Regions from separate parts of the Homo sapiens genome. Here region 2 is linked to region 1. A link is an interaction called in ENCODE POLR2A ChIA-PET data of the cell type or tissue named here. Cell type or tissue: endothelial cell of umbilical vein. All regions are shown on one strand. Links, peaks and the distances in the headings refer to the core of each region. The heading gives the core; the rest is flanking DNA.

Region 1 (9,894 bases), core at 1,999-6,998:
TTTTGATGAACACTAAAACTTTGCTGAATGAAAAACTGTGCTGCCTTTAACATGTCAAATTTAGGTACAGTAAAAGAAAATGTGAATTAAATTGGCTTTGAGTATACAGCATTAAAAGATAAATTGCTAGCTTAGAAATATCTTTCCCAGTAGCTTTATTTGAACCAAAATATTTTGCTTAGGAGGAATTACATAAGTGTGCAATCTATATAATAATTATTTCTTGGTCCCTAAATTTGAAATGTTCTCAAAAGCCTAAATGCAGAAAAAGGCTAAGAAGATTATATGAAGAGAAAGATCTGGTTTGATCAAAGACTTTGGCTGTGAATTAGAGAGGGTTTTATAGTTTTGGGATAAACAATTTAGCAAAACCCTGATATTCTTTCTTCCTTCATGCATTTATGCATTTAACTGTTTGTTAAAATACTCCTATGTGCAAAGTTTGTCCTAGGAAGTGGGAATTAAATATTGAAAACTCTCTGTTTTCAATAGCTCCAAAAACCACATAACTGGAGCTTTAGGACCCATCTTGTGGCTCCTGGAAAATGAATTTTAAATTGAATCCTGAGAGATTAGTAGGAGTTATCTAGGTGAACAGAGAAGGGTCTCAAGTGAAAAAGCTTCCAGGGAGACAGCAATGTCTGCAGAAGTCTAGAATGAGAAGACGCAGGACCATTCTAGGAGTTCCGAGAAGTTGATTTGGTGAAAGCAAATATGTTAAGTTTTGAAAAAGGACATGGTTGACATAAGGCGAGACCAGAAAAAAAATTTAGAATGTTGAGGTGAAAAAATTATACTGTATTAGTAATTAGTCCCAGAATCCCTGTTAGGAAGGAAGCTTTGGTTACGAACATATCCTAACTTTTAGTCCAGAGGCAAGACTAAGGAGAGTATAATGAAGTAAAGAAAAGAGGACGATGAGTTGCTCTGCATTGGAAATGAACAGGGATCTATGGTTTGGGGACACTGGAAAAATGAGAAAAGGGGAAATAAAAAAGCAGGAATAAAATTATAAAGGGAGGACAAAGGAATTATAAAAACATGGATTTTAAGTTATTTGTTTCACTGTGTTGGAAATGTCCTTTTATAACACCCTAATAATATTCAGTACTAGCTACCACAAAGACAAAAGAGAGAAATGCATTTGTAGTGTTTTGTTTTTATTTGTGGAAATACAAGTTCTATATCTGTTGTCATATCAGGGCAATGATAGAATTGCCTGTCACGGTCAGTACGTAGAGTCAAATGTTATTCAGCAAAGAGAGGATGACTCTAGCACTTGCAGACCCCTTGGAGATGGTATGAGACTTTTCACAGGGCAGTGTGCAGGGATTGGAGCCAATCTTCTAGTTCAAAGGAGCATGGAGTTCCAGCAAACACATAGGGTATGTAGAACTCCAGAAAGTTTGAGACTGATTTAAGGATAATGGGAGTGTTAATGAGGGTAATGCTTGGCTCCATTTGTCATCTGGATACACTGTACCAATGGCTGAGAGGGAGGCAGGACTGAGGCAGAGAGGCCAGTTAGGAAAGCAAGTATGTTGGGTCACTTGCAAAGCCACCATTGATTCTGATGTTCTGGGATGGCTCCCCTGACTGTGATCTCAGTTCACCTGGTTCCAACCTGGGGACACAGACCAAGTACTTAGACCTTAGTCAAAGACATTACCCCTGTCTTAGAGGAGGGAGTGATAGAGTTGGGTGATTATGTGTGTGTTTGCATGTATGCATTGGAGGAGTTTATAAGCATAAAGGGAGCAAGAAATATCAACATGGCTCAAGTGGTTATTCCTCTAAGACCATTTGTGAGTATAAAATTGTGTGTGTGGTTACCCACACAATAAGAAATTGATGAGAACTTAATTGAATCAAATTAGAAATTTACTAGCCCCACATTCTGTAATTCTGCCCTGGCAGAAAAATGGACCTAAATTCAGACTATCGGTCTTAATATGCATCTAATGAAGAAGTTTGAAATAAAGGCAATCTGCTGACTTGGGTGCTTTGAAAAAAGAAAGGACTCAAGTTGGCCATTATTTCTTGTTAATCAACACAGTAGTTAATGAATATAAAATTTACATCCTTGTTACAGTAACATTTAAGTTACATCTTTCAACCCATTTTGTATCTTGTTATCACTCAGTTTTGTTTCTGTCTAAAAATCTACTTGCTAGAAGGGAAAAAGAGCCTTTCTATAATATTAGAAGATTTATTTAAATAGTTCTAAGGACTATGGACTGTAAACTTAAAATTAATAATGTTTGCCAAAGGAAATACCTGTGTTAGAAGACTTGTGAAAGAAACCTTTGTTCTTTCACACAAGAGTTAAGTGTAGCTTGTCATAGGAGGTGGATTTTAGCCATAAATCCTAGTGACACTGATATCATCAATCGAGTCCTAAGTAACTCTACCTGTATAAGAAAATCATGATTTTATTAAAATTACAATGGTAACTAATGACTTCCACAGTTTCCCACAATCACATCAGGCCTTTACCTCCCTTAGTCTACTTGGGCTGCCATTAACTAAATACCATAGAATGGATGTCTTCAACAAAAGACAATTTTTTTTTTTTTTTTTTTTTTTTTTTTGCTGTTCTGGAGCCTGAGAAGCCCAACATCTGAGTGCTAGCATGGGTGAGATCTGGTGTGGCCTCTCCTGCTTTGCAGATGGCTGTCTTCTCTCTGTGTCCTCACACGGTGATGAGATAGAGAGCAAGCTCTTTGGTTTATAGGGGGACCAATCTTGTACAAGGGACCCACCTCCATGAGCCCATCTAAAACAAATTATCTCCCAAAGGCCTCATCTATCATCACATTGAGGATTAGGGCTTCAGCATATTAATTTTGAGGGGCACGATTCAGTCCACAGCCCTCCCTCTGTGCTTGTATCACTGCTTTTTCTTCCTTGCTGTGAATGAACTGAATGGTATGGGCTTTTATCTAAGGACACCCTCTAGCCTTGTGCATAGGCTCTGAAAAGTTCTCCTTGCACAGGGACAACATTGTCGGGACTTAGCCCTTTTTCTCCTCCATGCTCAAATTTCACTTTTCTGTTAGATCAGTTCCAACAGCCTGCACAATACTGTAAATACTTCTATATTGAAGATTAATATAAAAACAAAATAGGCTGGGTGCGGTGGCTCATGCCTATAATCCTAGCAGTTTTGGAGGCAGAGATGGGCAGATCACTTGAGGTCAGCAGTTCGAGACCAGCCTGACCAACATGGTGAAAACTTGTCTCTACTAAAAATACAAAAATTAGCCAGGCATGGTGGCACATGCCTGTAATCCCAGCTACTTGGGAGGCTGAGGCAGGAGAATTGCTTGAACCTGGGAGGCAGAGGTTGCAGTGAGCCCAGATAGCACCACTGCACTCCAGCCTGGATGACAAAGCTAGACTCCGTTTCAAAATAAATAAATAAAATAAAATTTAGGAAACTGTTGACCCTACATCCCCTTCTAACTTACTGTCTAATTTCTTCACTTTTCATTAGAGCCACTCATCTAATGTGTCTATATTCACTATCTCTAACTTCTTTTCTTCCATTCTCTCATTTTTTAAAAATAAATAAGATCATTATACAAAACTCAAACAACATAGGAAAGCAAAGGAAGTCTTGCTTCTATCACTGCCCCACCAAACTCATAATACAAGCCATTTTTTTTTTTTGGTTTCTAATTTCTAATTCTTTCCACTTTTCTAATGCAGACATCAATATACTGTATAGGCTTGTCTGCAGTTTGTTTGTTTTTACTCAGATATACCCAGGAGATTTTCCCACTGTCATTATTTAAAGAATGAGTCCCCAATCCCCAGGCCACAGACTGACAGGTCCTGGTCCGTGGCCTGTTAGGAACTGGGCTGCACAGGTGGAAATGAGCAAAAGCCAGCGGTGATTATTATCACCTGAGCTCCGCCTCTTGTCAGATGAGCCGCGGCATTAGATTCTCATACAAGAGCGAAGCCTATTGTGAACTACGCATGCGTGGGATCTATGTTGGGTATTCCCTGATGATCTGAGGTCGAACAGTTTCCTCTCGAAACAATCCCCACCCCCCAACCCTGTCTGTGGAAAAATTGTCTTTTCCACAAAACTGGTCCCTGGTGCCAAAAGGGTTGGGGACCACTAATTTAAAGAAGTTCTTCATTCTTTAATTTTACAATGGCTGTGAATGGTCATCATTGATTCAACTATTCCTTACTTGCTGGACATTGGGTTGTTGCCATTACAAACAATATCCTAATTAACTCCTTAAACACATGGCATTTGATATTTGCACAGGTGTATGCACAGGCTAGACTCCTAGTAGTAGAATTGTTGGCTCAAAGGGTAAATACATCTATAATTTATTTCATACAATACTGCCAAATTTCCTTCCGTAGGAGTTGCACCATTTTCAAATGTCACAAAGCAACATATAAAAGTATTTATTTTCCTGAAACCTTGCCAGCTGAGTGTATTTTCATATTTTGTATAGATAGATGACAAAAATTGTATTTTCAGTGTTATTTTAATTTGCATTTCTATTATGAATGACATTGAGCACTTTTTCTATGTGGTTAAAGGGCATTAGTATTTCTTTGTTAATTCTCTCTCTGTCCCTCTCTCTCTCTCTCTCTTTATATATATACATATATATGTGTATATTTATATATATATGTGTGTGTGTATATATATATATATATATATATATATGCTTTACTTGCTTTTCTATGAATTGTTGGTTCTTCTCAATTTCTTATAGCTCTCTATATACTAAACAAATTATCCCATTGTCTGGACAACAACATGCAAATCATAAATCCATCTATATTTTGCTTATCTTGAATCTGGCTTCCTAGAACCTTTGGAATTCTGGGAAAACCCCAGATTCAAAAAGAGCTTAGAAACACATATTTTACCACCTCTTGGGAGCTAAAAGTACAGCTCCTTGAGCACTCAGTCATGTAAACATGACTACAAAAAGCCAAAGGTACAAAATCACACATCATGAGTTCTTTCATCAGGTATATCCACTCAGTACCCACCATGGGTGGTCAGGTAGTGCTCTAAGTATCAGAGACTTACAGCCAAACACCCACACCGTAACTCAAGGATTTACACTGGTCACCAAATTGAAGGGCCAGTTAGTAGTTAAAAAAAAAATGGAAAAAAAAGGTAAGAAATACATTGACTGGCTTGCAGTACAAAAAAAAGAAATTATCCTATTGCTGTGATGATGAATTGCATCATCTCCATTATTCTTCGAATTTATTGCAATCAAGTTGTTTGCCCTTATATATACTAAAATTTTCTTTGTCAAGATCAAACATGACTTCTATGTAGCCAATTCTAATATCAATTCTCAGTTCACCACTAAGTGATAAATGGTTTACATGATGGATACCCCAGTTACCCAGATTGGATCATCACACATTGTATGCTTGTATCAAGATATCACATAAATGACACAAATATGTATAACTATTATGTATTCATAAAAATAAAATATTAAAAACTAAATCCCCCACAGAAACTTAAGGTAAAACGATTCCCAGAGTATATGCTGAATGGTCATTATTTATTGTATCTTCAACCCATTTCTGAATCATGCCCAGCTCTTATGTTATAGCACATTTTCATTGCACAACCCCTGTGTCATCCTCTATTGCTAGGATTCTCATTTCATTCATGTTGGAACAGTGACCTAAAGAGCTTAAATGTGCCATTATCAGATCTGCAATGGAGATGAACACTTGCCTATGCAACATCCATCTTTGTTTATAATAAACCACCATTTATATTAAAAGTGATAATCTTCCCAATTAAATATTCCATATTTCCCAATATGATACAGCTGAATCTAGTCCTCTGGGAAAATTTAATCTATGGTATGTTAGAAGTGATGTGTGGGACTTTACCAAAGCTCTTTAAATGGAACTCCTTCAGCTGAGAGTCATGCCCTCCTTGACTTTTCCTCTTTTTGTCTTTCTGCTACCTGGAATGTAAGCATAATGGCTGGAGCTCCAACAGCTGTGTTTGACCATGAGCTGAACTTGTGAGTAAAAGCTATGTTCTAGGACAGGGGTTTCCAAACTTTCTGTAACCGACAAAATAAATATTTTAGGCTTTATAGCCCACACTTGCTCTCTTTCATATTTTTCTATTTTTGCTTGATCTTCTTTTTATATACTCCTTTAAAAAGAAAAATAAAATTTTTAATTTTGCAGTCCCTACAAATGCAGTCTGGGCCAGATATGCCTGTGAGTCCTAATTTACTGAGTCACCTTACTGTAGGATGGTGGGAGAGAAAGATTAGAGAGTGCCTCATGACAGCAGAGCTGGCATGCCAGCCCTATTTTGCGTACCTCCAGACTTCCTTTATGAGAGAGAAATTAATATCCATCGGTTTAAGCTACTGTTACTTTGTGTTTTCTATTATGTGCAGATAAATGAATCCTAACTGATAAATGGCCTTCGAAGGAAATGTACATATTGCCTCTGCCAAGGAACCTTAGAAGACATTATTTTAAGGAGAAATACTATAAATACAAAAGCATGTAAATAGGAGAAAATTTCAAGGGCATATTTACAAGAGAAGGTTGAAGTGAAGAATCTTCTCTGGAGGGTATGGAAAGACGTTTTGATAAATATTATTCCATTGATATGTCAGGTGAAGCTAGTTGATTGCAGTCCTGGGAGTGAGGAGGAGCAGTTTGAACTTGATTCATTAGTTAATAAAGAGCTATTGGACGTTCTTAATCCTAGTGAGGGCATAAGAAAGCCATCATTCGGAAGGAGTCACTTGTCAGTAATATAGTCTGGACTGGAACACGGAAGCTCTATGCTGGTGATCCTGGAGGGCTGAATCTCAAAAGTTTGAAATGACAATAGAAAGAAAAAGTTGATTCTGAGAGATGTTACCAGGTAGGGGCAGAATGAGTGGACTAGCATTTGTTAGATAAATGCATGTAAACGTTGGCAGAGGAGGGAAGAGTTGGCTATATCTGCAGGTAATAAATTTCTGCTCTTATAATGTTTATAACTATTTTTGCTCCCTTGCTTATCTATCTATTATTTTCTATATTGTACACTTATTTCAACAGAACAATTCATGCTTCAACCCTCGAAAAATTGTCATTGGACACAACTTTATACCACTTAGCTGAGTTTCCTAATCTCTTTCAATAAATAGGTAAGCACAGAACCCCAGTTGTAGCTAAAGATTCTTGAATTTATTCAGGTCAATATATTGATTAAGTAATAATAATAATAACTCACAATTTTTAAGAGCATGGTATTTGACAGATGTTACAGACTACATAGATTCTGTGTTGTCTTCATAAGAATCCTATTAGATGGCAGCTGTACACAGTCAGCTTCACCTTCAATATTGTGAAACGGTTGCTTGGAAGAAGCTGTCTAGCCAGGAACTGCATTTCCCTGTATCCACACCATTTTGGTGAATGCTCATGACTGGATTTTACCAATGAATGTGAACAGGAATGTTGTTAATAGCTTCAGGGCTAAAATGGTTATGAAAGTGCAAGAGATGCTCTAAACTGTCTTTCTCTGCTCAAAGAGATTCTAGGGGATCATGAAACAATTATTTGGAGACACCCAGGATCCCAGAGTCAATGCACGGAAAGAGCTATGCATGAGAGCCACCTAACACATGTAAAACTGTGACATACATGAGAAATATACATTAATTCCCTTAAGCCACTGAGATTTTTGAGCCAAGGCTGGCCTACTGTAACTAACACAGTAGGTGTTATTAACATTACCATTTATACAAACAGAAATAAGACTTGGGAAGATCTGCCTAAGACACTAAGTAATAGAGCTGTGATTAGCATTTGAAATATTCAATTTCAGAGCCCATGTTCTTAACCATTGCCCAATATCATCATCTTTTTATATAAATTTGTAAAAGTGGTGATACTGTTTTTTTTAATAAACTAGGAAGAAATTCTAAACTCCTATATTTTGAGGTGTGTTGTTCATGTTCACAAAGCCCCATAGCCAACTAATAAGGTAATATGCATTACTAATGGGTAATATGCATTCTACATTAAAAATGGCATTTGCTTTAAGGAATTCAATGATCTAGGATTTAAATATTTTGTTCCAAGTTTAACTGATAATTCCCCCCAAGCTTTTCTCATTGGCACAATAATATGGCTTAGGGGAAAGTATGAAGGCTGAGTAATCAGAACTGCTTGGATCAGAACATGACCTCTTCGGCCTTGAGTAAGACATGTAACCTCGCTGAGGCTTCGTTTTACTCTCTGCAAAAGACAGTTAACATCACCAGCTTTTTAGGATAATTCTAAATATTAGAAATAATGCTGGAAATCTTAATAAATCACTCAGTACACATAGACAGTAATTTAATTCAATCAAGAACTATGTATTTAAATGTCTACTATAATGCATGCCAGACATTGTTGAGGCTCCAAAGATACAATAAACAAAACAGACAAAAATCCTCACCTATTTGCATTCAATGTATTCTTTTTTTTTTTTCTTTCTAACAGTTCATAATAAAAGAAACCAATATTAAGGCACTTTCAATTCTGATCAAGATGGAGTAACAGGGACAAGATTTACATTCCCATCCGAAACAACAACAACCAAACAGGCAAAATATATTAGACAATAGTTTAGGAAACACTGGCCATTAGGTAAAATAGATAGTGATCTCGGAGATACCTGGAATGAATGAGATGAGCCCTACAATTGCCCAAGCAATTATGAGACAAGGAAGAATGCAAAATGAGATTGGAAAATATTTTAAATAAAAAATAAAAACACATGATATCAAAATAGCAGGATTCTACTAATGCAATATGTACACAGAAATTGAATCACTAAATATCTATGTTCGATAGCAAAAAAGATATCAAATCAATAGCCTTAACTTCTACCTTAACAATAACATTTAATTAGAAAAAGAAGAGTAAATTAAATCCCCTGTAAGCAAAAGGTAATGATATTAATCAGAGCAGAAAACAGTAAAATAGAAACAGAAAACAATAGAAAAAATAAATGAAACCAAAATGTAGTTCTTTTAAAAAAGTCAATACAATCAATAAACCTCTAGCCAGGCTAATCAGAAAAAAAGAGAGAAAATACAAATTATCAGCATCAAGAAAGAAGGGACATAACTACAAATTTTTCTGATAGTAGAGAATAATATAGAAACATTGTGAAAAAAAAACACGCATGTGAAATGAACAATTTTCATGAAAGATAAAAACAACCAAATTTTACTCAGGAAGAAATAGGTACTCTAAATAACCCTGTATCTGTTAAACACATTAAAGTTACAGTTAAAAAATTTCTCACAAGGAATGTTCTAGGCCCAGATGGTTTTGCCTTCGATTCTACCAAACATACAACGGGGAGATTATACAAATTCAAAGCAAATTCTTCCTGAAGACAAAAGAAGGAAGACTTCCACAAATATTCTATGAGCCAGCATTACCCCAGTATCAAAGCCAGGGAAAGGCGTTACAAATAAAAAAAAATACAGAGTAATATCTCTGATGACCATTGGTGCAAAATTTCTAAAGAAAATGCCAGCAAATCAAATCTAACAGTGTATAAAATGATAATGCATTATGATCAAGTGGGGCTTATCTCAGGAATGCAGTTAGTTTAACTTTAGAAAATCAGTGTCTGTAATTTACAATATTAACAAACTAAAAAAGTGATTATTTCAATAGATACTGAAAAAGAATTTGACAAAACTGCAATGTGAATTCCTGACAAACACTCTCAGCAAATCAAGAACAAAAGGAAACTTCCTCAGTGTGATAAAAAGCATCTTTTAAAAACTTACAGCTAATTTAATGGTTATATTTAAAAAACTTAATATTTTCCCTCTAATATCATGATTATGAGAA
Region 2 (9,894 bases), core at 2,657-7,656, 370 kb before region 1:
TGGACCAAACATTCTTAGGGTTGTATCATCATAATGAGGCACAAGGGGGCAGTAGTGTCCTCCATGATAGCTAGAAAAGCGATTTCCAGTTCTTTTTCTTAAGGGATTGTTCTTTTCCTAAGCTTGGTGCCTGTCTGGGTAAATTTCTTTCAAGAAGGCTATTTCCTTTTTATGAACGGTGACAGCCTCATTCCTACATTAGATAATTTAAAAAATTAACTATTTCTGGGAATGGGGCCCAGAGACTCTGATCTCCATTTTGGATATTACATTTGGTGTACGTCAGTCTGAATTCACAATCACTTTTTTGGCAGTTGGGCCACCTTTAATTTAGTCACCAAAAACTTGTAGATCTTAGAAAACAAATAAGCAAGACAACGCCACTAAAGTTCCAAAGCTTGAGTCTGAAAACCTTCTGAAATTGTTAAGTGTATGTGGGCTCTGGAGTCAAAGCTGCTTGAGCCTGCTTTGCTGTTTAACAGGGGAACATTTTAAACCTTTAAGATGAAAATAATGATACTACCCTATCTGGAGGTTATTATGAGGCTTAAATAAAGATAACCCATGCACAATGTCTAGCGTCGTGCCTGGATGTATAAACACCCAGTACACATTCCCCATGGAGGAAATTATTTCTACAATGATGCTCGTTCTGAACCTGTTAGCTTTTGTCATGTTTTCATGTAATATGGGATATTATGTTTATCCTTGTTAAATACCATCTGCTTATTTAATTTCAGAGGATTTTCAGAATATCACACCAGTGTTCCACTTCCTTAGTTATTACTCTCAGTTTTGTAGCTTTTAGAATCTAACAGCCCCTTCCTTATGAGCCACTCATATCACTTACTAGCCTGGAACTTTGAATAAGTTACTAAACTTCTTCAAGCTGGATTTTATCATAATTAATTAATGCAGGACATGTTTTTGAAAGCATATTATATGTCAGAGAGTGTAAGAAGAAATGGAGCTAAAACAATCAAGACAGATGAAGTCCCTCCTGGAGTTTGATGACTATCAGAGAAGTCACACATAAAACAAAGTTCTGTGTAAATAACCATTCAGTTACAGTTGCGATAAGTGCTACAAACCAAGTATGGAAGGTCTAATTTATAGGGAAGACTTCCCTGAGGATGTGACATTTAAAGAGGGACCTGAAGGATAAGTAAAAACTAGCAGGAGATATTGCTGGGGAAGAGGCAAAGGAACCCTGTGTACAAAAACCTGTGATGTGATCAATGACTAAAGAGATGGCAAATGTGCCTGGGGAGTGTGGTCTGAGACAAGGTTGGTTAATTTGGGGCCTGCTAGTTACATTAAGAATCAAGGTCTTTGCCATTCACAAGATAGGTATCATATACCTGTTTTTCAGAGCTCTGGAGAGAATTAAGAGATGATTTACATCAAGTGCCCAGCACAATCCCAATCGCATTCTAAACACTCAGCATCCCTCTCTTTTCTGTTTACTCTACCAGAGTTGAATTTTTACCTCTGGTTTATTATTTATTCAATACGTAATTATTTAGCGTCTACTGTGTATCAGGCTCTCTGTTATAAACTGAACAAACAAAAGGGGAAAAGCAGACATGGTCTTGCCTTTATAGAATCTCTCCACTGATGAGCTATTATGTTCTTTGTGCATATGAATTTATTTCAAGGGAACAATAGTTTCAACATATATGGCGATTAAAATCTTGTGCTCCTATCTCCAAAAATTAAAAGTAAATAAAAGCAAGCAAGCAAGCACACAGAATAAACTCACATTGCCATGGATTGCAATGTAAATAACTCAAGATTATGAACTTGTATGTAGGAGTTACTTCTGCATGTTTCTTTGCTTTTGCTAATGATTAATAATAACGAGTCCAGGCCAGACACAGTGGTTCATGCCTGTAATCCCAGCACTTTGGAAAAACAAGGCAGGAGGATTGCTTGAGGCCAGGAGTCCAAGGCCATCCTGGGCAATATAGTGAGACTCAGTTTCTTAAAAAAAAAAAAAAAAAAAAAAGTTAGCCAGGAGTGGTGGCATACACCTTTTGTCCTAGCTACTCAGGAGGCTGAGGTGGGAGGATTGCTTGAGCCCAAGAGTTTGAGGCTGCAGTGAGCTATGATTGCTGCTGCACTCTAGCCTGGGCAACAGAGAGAGACTGTCTTCAAAATAAATAATTAAAAAGAATAATGATGATTGTTTTTACAGTATATTCTTGCACATGGTACAGATGGTTAGAATAAATCTCTGTACTACTGAAAGTGCTAATAAGTCTCCATTATATTATCTTAGGGGCTAAGTATCCTTCAGGAGGGCAGAAAGACTCCCAGCTATTAGGTGTATCTAAACCCCACATGGCTATGTTTACCCTGAAACTGAGGCAGTCTAACTCTTATTCCTTTCTGTTTACCTGTTTTAATATATTGCATATTTATCTATTTAATATATACAAATGTTGTCTTCTGATAAAGGTCCAGAAATTCCAGGCATATAAAAGAGCTTCAAATCCCAACAATTCTACCACATTCACTTTTCATTTCCATCTGCACATTTTTCATTTTTAGAGCTCATGGATAGTCTAGACATTTATTTGCAAATATTATGAAGGTATTATTTCAATCAGCAAGGGATTCTCTTCAAAACTTATATGAGCTTATGGTAACAATTCTTATTCTCTCTAGTGAGGCATAAAGCTAAAAGTTTTATGTTTTTGCCCCGTAAGGAAGGAAAAACAATGCATGTTTTTGTTTTTTTCTAGTATCTCACAGATATTTTCATTTCCTGGTTTACCAGTTGTTAACCTTAATGCATCCCAGAAGGAGATTAATATTTGGATTTAAATAATAGGAGCTCTACTTTCGGTTTCTTGTTATCTTTGCTGGGAGATGAGAAGTCTGGGGTGGTTTATTCTCTGTACAACCTCTCAAAATTGTACTATAGACCAACATACTGAGGAAGATAAGGAGCAATCCCTCCAGTACTTACAATGCTCATATGAAAATAGATGATTTTCTGAAAGAATTAGAATGCTATATTTTATTAATTGTTTCTAGTTAGACTTTAATTCCAACAACTAATATCTCCTTCTTTAAGAATGATTTCCCTAATTCTACCGTTAGGAAATTATTTAATTCTACCATAATTATGTTTTATTTTTTTCCATTTTATGCCACTGTGCCAGGCACTGTCCATTTTATGACATATTTGTGTCAGCTTAACAAATCTAGCTCATCAGTTCAGAATCAACAATGAACCAAATATTACTGTAGATTATATGTTAATACATAGGAGCACAGTTATTACATGTATAACTATTTCTCCATTTTGTGACCATTATAGGGTAATTATGAATAGATGAAGGCATGATTACTTTAGATCAAAACACAGGCAAAAAAAATGGATCTTCTTTGGGGAAATGTTTTATGCTATAGACTGAAAGTGTGTGTGGCCTCCAAATTCATATGTTGAAACCTAATCTCCATTATGATCATATTGGGAGGCGGGGTCTTTGGGAGGTGTGTTAGTTCATTCTCAGGCTGCTATAAAGAACTGTTCAAGAATGGGTAATTTATAAAGAAAAGAGGTTTAATTGACTCATAGTTCCACAGGGCTATAGACGCCTCAGAAAACTTAGGGCAGAAAGGGAAGAAAACATGTCCTTCTTCACATGGCAGCAGAAAGGAGAAGTGCCAGGTGAAGGGGGAAAGCCCCTTATAAAACCATCAGCTCTTGTGAGAACTCACTCACTATCATGAGAATAGCATGGGGGCAACTGCCCCCATGATTCAATTACCTCCCACTGGATCCTTCCCAGAACACATGGGGATTATGGGAACTACAATTCAAGATGAGATTTGGGAAGGGACAGAAAGCCTAACTGTATCAGGAGGTGATTAGGTCATAAGACTTAAGTTTTTAATGAATAGGATTAATGTTCTTATAAAAGAGGCCCAAAGAGCTGCTGTGCCTCCTCCGCCAAGCCCTAGTGACATAATGGAAATATGGTCTTCCATGAACCAGGAAGAGGGACTTTACCAGTAACCAAATCTGTCAGCACCTCGATCCTGGACTTCCCATCCTCCAGAAATGTAAGAAATAAATTTCTGTTGTCTATAAGCCACCCAGTTTATGGTAATTTGTGACAGTGGAGGTTGTAGATTACAGAGAAAAAGTGGAGGTTGTAGATTGCAGAGATGAATTAGTGTAGTTTATGAAACCATGAAGTTTGACGTTCCTGAGGGATATCCCAGAGAAGTTGGGAAACCAGTAATTAGAAAGGAGTTTGGAACTCAGGTCAGAGGTCAAAGCTTACAGCTATCAGTTTGTGCTCCTTTAGCACATAGGTATAGAGATCTCCCAAGGAAAATACCTAATGAAGAAAACCAGGGAGCTGAATGCACAGCCTTGGTGGGAAGCTACATTTAAAAAACAGGAATGGGATAAGCAGTCCATGAAGACCAGGATAAAGTAGACAGAGAGGTACAAGGAGAAGCCGTAGATTATATCAAAGGAACCAAGGAAGAAGAGGCATTCAAGTAACTCAAGGCCTCCACTCCCAAACTCAGCAGAGACTTCAGTTAGGTCCAGAGAAGTCACAGGAGAAAGTGTTAGTAGCATAGACTCTGAAACAGGCTGTGTAGGCTTGCATCTAGTCTCCACTACTCACACTAGCTGTGTTTCTTAAATTCTTTGTGCCAGTTTATTAATTTACTTGTGCCTCACTTGCCTTATCTGTAAAATGGGACTAATAGTATACTTACCCCATAGAGTTAATACAACCATAACATTGACCAATATTTGTAGAACCTTAAATTCTTAACTCATAGTTAGAATTAAATATATTTATTGAATTTAAATCAAGCAATTCATAGATGTCAAGATTGGAAACTATTCAGTGGATTTGCAAATGAAATGTAGTTTTGACACACACACAAATCAGTACAAGGAAAACTGGGGAAATCTGAATAAGATCAGTGGATTACATCAATGTGAGTAACCTGATTTAATATTGTACTGCAGCTTTACAAGATGATACTACTGGGGGAAATGGTACCTGGTGACCTCCTTGGACTATTTCTTACTATTGCATGGCAACCTATTGTTATCTCAAAATAACAAGTTTAATTTAAAAATATTGGTAGCCATGGAAAATAAAGGTGGTCTTGACCTATGAAAGAACAATTTAAATGACATGGTAGAGGCAGAAGCCAAGAGTTAAGAAATAAATGCAGATGAGGGGTTATATAGACTGAACTTAGACAGCTGTTTTAGGAATTTTATGTAAGAGTATAAGAATGAGACTTGCCAATAGTTAGAGAGAGCTGTGTGTGCATGTAAAAGTTGTTGTTATTGCTGATTTGGAATGAGTATGTCTTCTAATGCATTTTTTAAGGGTGAATGAGACTTGACTAGCATTACAATATGTAAGGAGGCAGCTAGGAAAAGAGGAAGAGACAGGGAGGAGGAGGAAGGGAGGGAGGCAGATAAATTATAAAGAGGAATCAAGATATCATAGGAAGTGGGATTGAAAACACTAGGGAAATGGAACATTCTTTTCTTTTATACAGGAAGAATAAGTCAGCAAATAAATACCAAACAGGTGCCAGCTATACACTGGACTTCCTTCTAGGAGTTAATTAAGCACTGTGGTTTTGATTGAATAATACAGATCAAATTCCTCTGTCCCGTGAGAAAATGAGACAGTTCTGTAGGTACATTTACTGCTGGAATCAGAAGAGCTGTAAGGATGTATAGGCATGTTACTGTAAATAGATGAGGAGACACTAGATCATGAAAAAGAGACAAGATTATCAAGCTGAGTGTAAAAATTGCTAATTAGTAGTGACTCTCATATCTGGATTTTTGTTTGGTTTTCCCCAGCAAGTAATAGAGAAGTGGAAGACAAATCATTCTCTGACCCTAGAGTTCGGTGACCCCAGAGCCATATAGGTATGTGACAGGTTGGAAACTGGCTTCTCAAAATATATTGATAACCTAATCTCTGGAACCTACCTTACAAGTCCCCCCTGCCCCACAACCCCCCCCCCCCACACAAAAAAGAAATGAAAACAAAAAAAATTTCAGGTATAATTAGTTTAAGGATCTCTATAAGGAGAGATTATCCTGGATTATCCAAGTGGGCCTTTTAGGCTATCCCAATTGTCCTTACAGGAGAGAGGCAGAGAGATGTGACATACATACAGAGGAGGAAGGGATATGATGATGGACCAGAGAGACATTTGAAGATGTTGACCTTGAAAATTACAGTGGTGCAGCCACAAGCCAAGGAATGGTGACAGCTGCCAGAAGAGGAAGGAAAAGATTCTCCCCCAGAATTTCTCAAGGGAGCATGGCCCTGCTAACACCTTGATTTTGGCTCAGTGATATTAATTTCAGACTTTCGACCTCTAGACAGTAAGAGAGTAAATTTTTGTTGTTTTAAGCCTTTCAGTTTGTAGTATGTTGCTACAGCTGCATTAGGAAACTAATACATGCATGATTGTAGGACATGGATAAGGAAGTAGGGATGTTCAAGGGTATTTCAGGAAATCAACCATATAGTGCAGATTAGTATGGAACTTGTGAGACTAAGAAGGGCTGGTGATCCCAAAGGTCTTGCTTGCAGAATCAATGAGCAGAATGTAGTGAGATTGAGGGCTTAAGACAGTTGAATGGATATAAGGTTGTGGTCAAAAGGGTGAGACCATCATTTAGGATGTCAGGAATTAAGTAGTTTCAGGTAATAATAAAGTCCAAGTGATATCCATCAGAGTGAAAAGTGGAATGGAAAAGAAAATAATGGCATTTAAAGAGTCAAAAAACACTGAAGCTCAGGTGAGTGGCTGGTAGGCAGGTCAACTCCATGGATATTACTGTCAAGCCAATGAACAAAGATTTTAAAGTCAGCGATCAAAGTCTGGAATGAGTATGATACAGAAACTCTCCCAGTAATAACATGAGACGCCCTGATTCTGGTTCTCTGTGACTCAGCTCTGTTAGACAATTTTCTTACTTCAGGAACTGCCAATACCCCATTTAACATGATGCTGGTGAGGCTTTTAATCCCATTTCCATGGGCCACAGGGCTAGGTCAAATGATGCAGGCTTTTCCAGGAACAGTTCTCCATCCCCCAGGCCAAAATGATTGGTTCAGTGTCATGTGACTAAAACTAGTTCCTGCCTTGCTGGAGTTATTAGCACGGAGAAAAGGTGAGTAAAAGAGACAGCATCCTGATACACTGTTGGAGCCTTGATCCAGCCATGCCTGATGCTGTAAGTATTCCTATCTTAGATATGTGAGTCAATAAACCTTTAACTTAAGATACTTTGAATGGGTTTTTGTTACATGTACTCAAAAATATCCTAATTTATACCAGAATAGTATTATTTTCTTGCTCTTTGTTCTTTACAGGGTGGCTACAAAGGAATCAATGTAGCCTCGTAGTTTCTCTGGATGGTATTTCAGTGCTTTGGGAGATAACCACCACATAAATGAGAGAGTTCCTATTTTTCTTTGTTATTGTTTTACTATCTAACCCCAGCTACAAGAAAGGATATATTGGTTTATTTTACAAACTTTATCTTCACAATCAGAAGGATGTGAGCTGTAGAGCATTATTTTAAAGACCAGTCGGAAGATGAAATGGTGCAAAAAATAAAAAAAGAAGAAAACCAAATTAATCTGCAAACACATTAGAATTTTCAAGATTTAATTTCACTGTTATTTTTGCCCATTTGAAGCAAATCTATTCACTAGATCTCTATTAAATCCCTACTGTAAGCCAGGTACAAATAAATGAGATGAACAATTTGAACTGATTTCAAGTTGCAAAGTAACAATTATATGATGAATTTCTTTGAGAAGCAAATGTTGGTATATCAGTCCATTTTCCCGCTGCTGATAAAGACATACCCAAGACTGGGAAGAAAAAGAGGTTTAATTGGACGTACAGTTCCACATGGCTGGGGAGGCCTCAGAATCATGGCAGGAGGCAGAAGGCACTTCTTACATGGTGGCAGCAAGAGAAAATGAGGAAGATGAAAGAATGAAACCTGATAAAACCATCAGATCTCATGAGACTTATTCGCTACCACAAGAACAGTATGGGGAAAACCACCCCATGATTCAAATTATCTCCCATTGGGTCCCTCCTACAACATGTGCAAATTATGGGAGTATAATTCAAGATGAGATTTGGGTGGGGACACAGAGCCAAACCATATCATTCAATCCCTGGCCCCTCCAAATCTCATGTCCTCACATTTCAAAACCAATCATGCCTTCCTAACAGTCCCCCAAAGTTTTAATTCATTTCAGAATTAATCCGAAAGTCCACAGTCCAAAGTCTCATCTGAGGAAAGGCAAGTCCCTTCTGCCTATGAGCCTGTAAAATCACAAGCAAGCTAGTTACTTCCTAGATACAATGGGAGTACAGGTATTAGGTAAATATAGCCATTCCAAATGGGAGAAATTGGCCAAAACAAAGGGGTCACAGGGCCCTTGCAAGTCCAAAATCCAGCAGGGCAGTCAAATTTTAAAGCTCCAAAATGATGTCCTTTTATTCCAGGTGTCACATCCAGGTCATGCTGATGCAAGAGGTGGGTTTCCATGGTCTTGGGAAGCTCTGCCCCTGTGGCTTTGCAGGGTACAGCCTCTCTCCAGGCTGCTTTCACAGGCTGGCACTGAGTGTCTGCAGCCTTTCCAGGTACATGGTGCCAGCTGTAGGTGGATCTACCTACAGCTGGGGTCTGGAGGATGGTGGCCCTCTTCTCACAGCTCCACTAAGTGGTGTCCCAGTAGGGACTCTGTGTAGGGGCTCCAACCCCACATATCCCTTCTGCACTGCCCTAGTAGATGTTCTCCATGAGAGCCCTGCCTCTGCAGCAAACTTCTGCCTGGACATCCAGGCATTTCCATACATCTTCTGAAATCTAGACAGAGGTTCCCAAACCCAAATTCTTGTCTTCTGTGCAGGCTCAACACCACATGGAAGCTGCCAGGGCTTAGGGCTTGCACCCTCTGAAGCCTTGGCCCAAGCTCTACATTGGCCCTTTCAGCCACAGCTGGAGCAGCTGGGATGCAGGGCACCAAGTCCCTAGACTACACACAGCATGGGGACCCTGGGCTCTTCCCAACGAAACCATTTTTTTCCTCCTATACCTCTGAGTCTGTGATGGGAGAGGCTGCTGCAAAGGTCTCTGACACACCCTGGAGACACTTTCCCCATTGTCTTGGGAATTAACATTCAGCTCCTCATTACTTATGCAAATATATGCAGCTGACTTGAATTTCTGCTCAGAAAATGGGATTTTCTTTCCTACAGCATTGTCAGGCTGCAAATTTTCCAAACTTTTATGCTCTGCTTCCCTTTTAAAATGGAATGCTTTTAACAGCACCCAAGTCACCTCTTGAATGCATTGCTTCTTAGAAATTTCTTCTGCCAGATACCCTAAATCATCTCTCTCAAGCTCAAAGTTCCACAAATCTCTGCAGCAGAAGCAAAATGCCACAAGTCTCTTTGTTAAAACATAACAAGAGTCACCTTTGCTCTAGTTCCCAACAAGTTCCTCATCTCCTTCTGAGAACACCTCAGACTGGACCTTATTGTCCATATCACTATTAGCATTTTGGGCAAAGCCATTCAACAAGTCTCTAGGGATCTCCAAACTTTTCCACATTTTCCTGTCATCTTCTGAGCCCTCCAAGCTGTTCCAACCTCTGCCTGTTACCCAGTTCCTACGTCACTTCCACATTTTCAGGTATCTTTTCAGCAACATCCCACTTCTGGTACCAATTTACTGTATTAGTCAGTTTTCACACTACTGATAAAGACATACCTGAGACTGGGAAGAAAAAGAGGTTTAGTTGGACTTAACAGTTCCACATGGCTGGGGAGGCCTCAGAA

Evidence for each region. ChIA-PET counts read pairs that join two places held together with the same protein. Peaks named below come from ENCODE experiments on the same cell type or tissue, not always from the same donor. Only the 100,000 strongest peaks of a DNase experiment are listed, where the experiment ranks them.
Region 2: POLR2A ChIA-PET joins it to region 1 with 5 read pairs; 2 of 35 experiments call an interaction of 5 or more read pairs at or near these places.

The regions. Positions count from the first base shown.
Region 1 is chr4:21,148,844-21,158,737 of GRCh38, forward strand. The region is part of intron 1 of KCNIP4 (potassium voltage-gated channel interacting protein 4); the gene reads right to left. Among named protein-coding and RNA genes, the nearest start is that of MIR7978, 310 kb to the right of the region's middle. In endothelial cell of umbilical vein, for the core only: no CTCF peak of the experiment used is centred there; no DNase peak of the experiment used is centred there.
Region 2 is chr4:20,773,551-20,783,444 of GRCh38, forward strand. All of the region lies in intron 3 of KCNIP4 (potassium voltage-gated channel interacting protein 4), which reads right to left. Among named protein-coding and RNA genes, the nearest start is that of PACRGL, 78 kb to the left of the region's middle. In endothelial cell of umbilical vein, for the core only: no CTCF peak of the experiment used is centred there; a DNase peak (open chromatin) is centred at 5,511; H3K27ac peaks cover 2,613 bases.